Linked DNA regions of Mus musculus: region 1 is linked to region 2. Evidence: chromatin loops called from intact Hi-C (ENCODE). Cell type or tissue: left cerebral cortex. All regions are shown on one strand. Each heading gives the region's core, and the rest is flanking DNA. Links, peaks and the distances in the headings are about the cores only.

Region 1 (2,801 bases), core at 258-2,757, 220 kb before region 2:
GCTACAGCAGGGGAAGAATTTGCTCAGCCTCTGAGAGCCGTCTGAGTCTGTGTTAACTCACTAATGGTACTCTCTCACCTCTCCTGGGTACAATGGCAAATATTCGCAGTCACTGAAGTTATAGCTCAAAGGTGCATCAGACCTGATGACCCAAGTTCCATACCCCCCGAACCCACATGGTAGAAAGAGGGAAACCACTCCCAAAACGTATCCCCTGACCACCACACATGTGACATGGTACACTTGTGAACACACACAGAGAAAGAAAGAGAGACAGACTTTAAATAAATATCAAGATGTAATATTTTAAGATAAAAAGATATTCCAAAGTGATATTCCCACCGTTCTATAAAGGCAGTACCCCTCAGCCATCCAGGTTTCAAAAGTGTAATCCAAGGCTAAGGCTGCTCCTGAAATAATGGGACATTGTCTTCCTTGACTTCCCCTGTGCTGGGCGGGGGTAGAAGCCCAGGATTTTCCACATCCTAAACCAACATCCTCTACCACTGAGCCACGCCCCCAGCCCCTCCCTGGGTGATTCTAGGCAGGGGCTCTACCACTGAGCCACGCCCCCAGTCCCTCCCTGGGGGATTCTAGGCAGGGGCTCTACCACTGAGCCACGCCCCCAGCCCCTCCCTGGGGGATTCTAGGCAGGGGCTCTACCACTGAGCCACGCCCCCAGCCCCTCCCTGGGGGATTCTAGGCAGGAGCTCTACCACTGAGCCACGCCCCCAGCCCCCCACTGGGGGATTCTAGGCAGAGGCTCTACCACTGAGCCACGCCCCCAGCCCCTCCCTGGGGGATTCTAGGCAGGGGCTCTACCACTAAGCCACGCCCCTACCCTTGAATTTTAGGACAATCTTAAGTAAGGGACATAGAAAACAATGAGCAGGAAAAGGAATGTGGGGCTGGTGAAATGGCTCAGAGGTTAAGAGCACCGACTGCTCTTCCAAAGGTTCTGAGTTGGCTCACAACCATCCGTAACAAAATCTGATGCCCTCTTCTGATGCTGTCTTCTTCTGAAGACAGCTACAGTGTACTTACATATAACAAATAAATAAATATTAAAAAAGAAAGAAAGAAAGAAAGAAAGAAAGAAAGAAAGAAAGAAAGAAAGAAAAGAAAAAAAAGAAAAAGGAACGTGCTTTGCCTAGCCTCGGGTTCCCCACTCTTGAAGAGCTACAACCTAGATTCAGTGGAGTCACTCAATGGCTATTTCAGAGACCCAGTCGAACAAACCTAAGATTAAGCTGACCAGAACCGAGCCCTCTGGTCCTGCACTGGAAGAACCTAGGTCAGGAACCAGTACCCAGAGCAGAAATTCCCTGTTTAGGACCCCTTGTCCTACACCTCTCCCACTTCACAGTGCCCTCAAAGACTTCCACTCTAGATGCGCCTTCTCTAATGGCCTTTAAAGTCCCAAGCAGTGCCCTCTAGTAGACATTATGAATGTTTCTCCTTCAACAGGATCCCATATCTCAAACAGCGCCCTCCAGTGGACAACTCAGGCATGGCATGAGAACTCATGCAAATTCTAGAGCACCAGTTAGGGGAAGGGAGCACTTGGGATGCGGGTTTTGTGAAAGAAATGAGGGCATCTTTGGAATCCGAAGATTTGGATGTGTTTAAGAGCTGCGATGACAAAAACAAAGGAAGGTGTCATTTAGCATTTAGCAAATTGGTAATGTTCTTTAGGATCCAGTCTTCCTTGTTCCTATCATTAAAACAGCCAAGGGAAAGACAAGAAGGCTTAGTGGGTAAAGGGGCTTGCTACCGAGATCTGTGGACCCATGTGATAGAGGGAGTTGATTTCCACAAATTGTCTTCTGACCTCTACACATATTCACAAAAGATAAATCTATCAAATGCAATTAAAATGTTTTAAATACAGTCAAATTTGGGCTGGAGAGATGGCTCAGCGGGTAAGAGCACTGACTGCTCTTCCAGAGGTCCTGAGTTCAAATCCTAGCAACCACATGGTGGCTCACAACCACCCATAATGAGATCTGACGCCCTCTTCTGGTGCATCTGAAGCCAGCTACAGTGTACTTAGATATAATAATAAATAAATCTTTAAAAAATATATATATACAGTCAAATTTTAGATCAGTCCAGACATCAAAACACAGACAACCTTTTTGGACCGCATTCATAGCAAACAACACCTTAGAAATACACCTTGGCCAGTAGGATGGAAACTCAAGAGTTGTGTGTCAGTTTCCAGGAAATGGCCTTAAACAGAGCAAGAACATCATTTATCCTGTCTTGGAGGGTGCAGATGTGACTGATGGCTGACACTCCAGGAGCCTTGTTACACCGTATGTTGTTGGAAGTCACTTTCTGAAGATGGTAAAGCAGGATACTGTGAAAGGTAGCACCAGGTTCCTTAAAAGCAACTGATACTTGATGTCAAGTGTAATCTCACATGGCTGTCTTCAGAGTTGTTTCTTCTTCCTCCTCTCCCTCTCCCTCTCCCTCCTCTTCCCCCTCCTCTTCCTCGCCCTCCTCTTTCTCCTCCTCCACTTCTTGCACTTATTTATGGAGGGTAGGGTACATCCCGAGGTCAGAGGACACATTTCAGGGAGTTGGTTCTCTCCTTCCACCACGTGGGTCCTAAGTATGTTCGGCGACAAACGTCTTGGTTGACTGGATCATCTTACAAACCTCTTCCTGCCCTTTTGCTTACTAAGCTGTCTAAGCTATTATGGATTTATGGTAAACCTGAGGCCCATCGACAGTTTATTCTTGTCCCAGGATCTTTCTTTCAGTGAGACAAACTCATAGTTACAAAGGTCAAGAGA
Region 2 (2,801 bases), core at 34-2,533:
AGCTTCCCGCCACACCTCTTAACTGTCCCGCCGCACTCGAGCTGCTTCCCGCGACCGGCAAGCCATGACCGGCCGCTCCCTGGCGGAAGGGACAGGAACTGCAGTGCTTGGGTTCCTAGCCCCTGAAAGTTAGTGGGAATCTGGATCTCTGCCCGCAATGGTAAAGCATTTGGACCGTTCCCTGCAGAAAGGCGTGAAGCCTGCTTTGGGGCTTCGTCCTAGATACATCTCCAGGCCACTTACCTAGGCTGAATCTGACTGAAGGCTGGAAAGGGAAGTGTGCACTCTGCTATATAGCCAACCTTGAACTTCTGATCCCCCTGCCTCCACCTTGTGAGTGCCAGGGTTATAACCGCAGGGACTCACTCAACTGAGATACATCCCTAACTTCTAGGATTTAGGTTAAAATGGAAGGTTTGACATGCTAGACCTCAGTTTACTCCGAGCTGATCTATATATTTAATGAACATTTAGAGGAGTCTCAGGAAGAGTTGCACATATAAACCAAAAAATCTTTTTTTGGGGGGTGGGGGTGGGGATAGGGTTTAACGATGTAGCTCAGGCTAGCCTAGAACTCATGCTCCTGCCTTGGCCTCCCCAGCGCTAATGTTTTAGGTGTGCACGACTGCACCATTTTAATAAACTTATCCTAAAACTTATGGCAAATAAATAGACTGAATAAAATGATTTTGTAACGTTGTTGGACTCAACTGTCTTAGCAATTACGAGCACTTTCTGCTCTTCAAGATGACTCTCTTGAAGAGGACTCGAGTTTGTTCCCGGTACCCATGTTGAATGTTAAGTCCAGCTTCAGGAGACCTGACACCCTCCTCTGGCCTGTGTGTGTGCCCAGACACACACAGGCACATATATAAAAATTTAAAAATATATATTTACTTTTAAAGCTATGGCTATTGTGTGTATGCAGTGCAGGGACCATACACGTTGTGAAGTCGATTCCTCAACCTTTATATTGGTTCTGAGGAGCAAAGGCTCACACAGCAAGGACTTCACAGCTCACACACTGATCCATCTTGCCAGCCCCTTAAGACTTACCATGCAAATACGGTCATTAAGAAAAGTGTGCTGTTGGCAGGTGTATATATACAAAAATCAATAAAATAGAGAACTCAGAAACACTCAAGTACACCAAGCCATTGGAGAAAGGGCCTCACAGCCAGGCTGGCATCAAACTCAGTGAGCGTGCCCTTGAAGGTTGGCTCAACTGCCTCCCGCTGCCAAGTGTGGGAATTACAGGTGTGGGCCAGCATAGCTGATTCATGCAGTGTACTTGCTACCATTTGAGTTATAGCTCCGGCCAACTCATTGTCTTGACAGAAATGCAAACATAGCACAATGCAAAAGGACTGTGTATCGAGTGCTTCTGAAACAGACCCGAGGGTGGGGGAGGGCCTTAAGACCATAGCGTGGCCAGTGGCTCTGAATATGAAACTGTTAACTATAAAACAAATGGAGAAAATGTAAGGGGATTCTTCAAGAGGCTAGTCAGGCAACCAGTCCAGAGACAGGGTCGAGGTGGGGTGGGGAAGACAGATAAGCTGTTGTTCATCAAAATTTCAAGGGTGGAGGGTCTAAGGTAAGGCTACCCACTGTGAAACCCAAGAACCTGAGGTGGGGCCCTGGGACCCACCATAATAGAAGAAAAAAGTCCACTCCCAAAAGCTTTCCTATGAGTGTATGTCCATGCTCATATACTCCCCAAACACACTCAAAATAAATAAATTTAAAAATAAAATTTAGAAACCTTTAAAGCTGGGCACGATGACTCACCCTGTAATACAAGCACTTAGGAGACTGCGGCAGGAGGATTGTCATGGCCTCGAGGCCAGGTTAAGCTAGAGCGCTCCAGACTGCAATGTGAGACCCTGTCTCAAAAAGAAAACTTTTATGAACAACCAAAATAATATGAAAACAGGATGCACAAAGCTGGGTGTGGTGGTGCACGCTTGGTCCAGGCATGCAGGAGGTAGAGGGCAGGAGGCCTAGTCCCATCCTGGGCTATATAGCAAGTCTGAGGCCAGCTTAGGTCTGAGACCTGTCTATAGAGAGAAGGGCTGGAGAGATGACTCAGCGGGTGAAGTGCATTCTATCCAAGCCTAATGACCTGAGCCTGATGAACCGCAGGACCTACGTAAAGACGGGAGAGACCCGACACCACAGTAGTACTCTGACCTCCAAATGGTGATGTGGCTGGCACAGATATGCTCTCGCCCAACATACACCATTCACACGTGCACATATGATAATAATAGTAATAATGATAATAACACAAATTATAAAGGAGGAGATGGTAAAAGAAGCATGGTATGGGAGAATATATTTTCTTTTCATCATATATTTAATAAAAGATTTGTATCTAGACTATGTAAAAACTGGGAACTGAAGAGTTTACCCAAGTGGCATGGTGCCTGCAAAACCCAGATCTCTGCAGTTTGAAGGCTTAGGTAACAGGAACATGTTTCATAAAAGCAAACACACACACACATCCCAATGAGCAAAGACAGGAAATAAACAACCCTGCTAGTGGCAGTGATGCACACCTGTAATGCCAGCACACCAGAGGCAGAGGCAGGCAGGTCTCTGAGTTCCAGCCTGGTCTACAGAGTGAGTTTCAGGACAGGCAGGGCTACACAGAGAAACCCTGTCCAGAAAAAGAAAGAAAAGAATAGAAGAAAGGAAGGAAGGAAGAGAGGAAGGAAGGGAGGGAGGGAGGGAGGAAAGGAGGGAGGGAGGGAGGGAGGGAGGGAGGGAGGGAGGGAGGGAGGGAGGGAGGGAGAGAG

The links. A loop is a pair of places that touch in the nucleus more often than their neighbours do. Peaks named below come from ENCODE experiments on the same cell type or tissue, not always from the same donor. Only the 100,000 strongest peaks of a DNase experiment are listed, where the experiment ranks them.
Region 1: it touches region 2 in a loop (3-fold over the local background); 4 of 42 quality-filtered maps call a loop at or near these places.

The regions. Positions count from the first base shown.
Region 1 is chr5:137,283,746-137,286,546 of GRCm38, forward strand. All of the region lies in intron 1 of Gm42456 (a long non-coding RNA gene), which reads right to left. Among named protein-coding and RNA genes, the nearest start is that of Ache, 3.1 kb to the right of the region's middle. In left cerebral cortex, for the core only: a CTCF peak has its summit at 1,489 (motif pointing left); a DNase peak (open chromatin) is centred at 1,475; H3K27ac peaks cover 18 bases.
Region 2 is chr5:137,502,930-137,505,730 of GRCm38, forward strand. No RefSeq gene overlaps it. Among named protein-coding and RNA genes, the nearest start is that of Pop7, 1.9 kb to the left of the region's middle. In left cerebral cortex, for the core only: CTCF peaks have their summits at 89 and 1,254; no DNase peak of the experiment used is centred there; H3K4me3 peaks cover 272 bases; H3K27ac peaks cover 311 bases.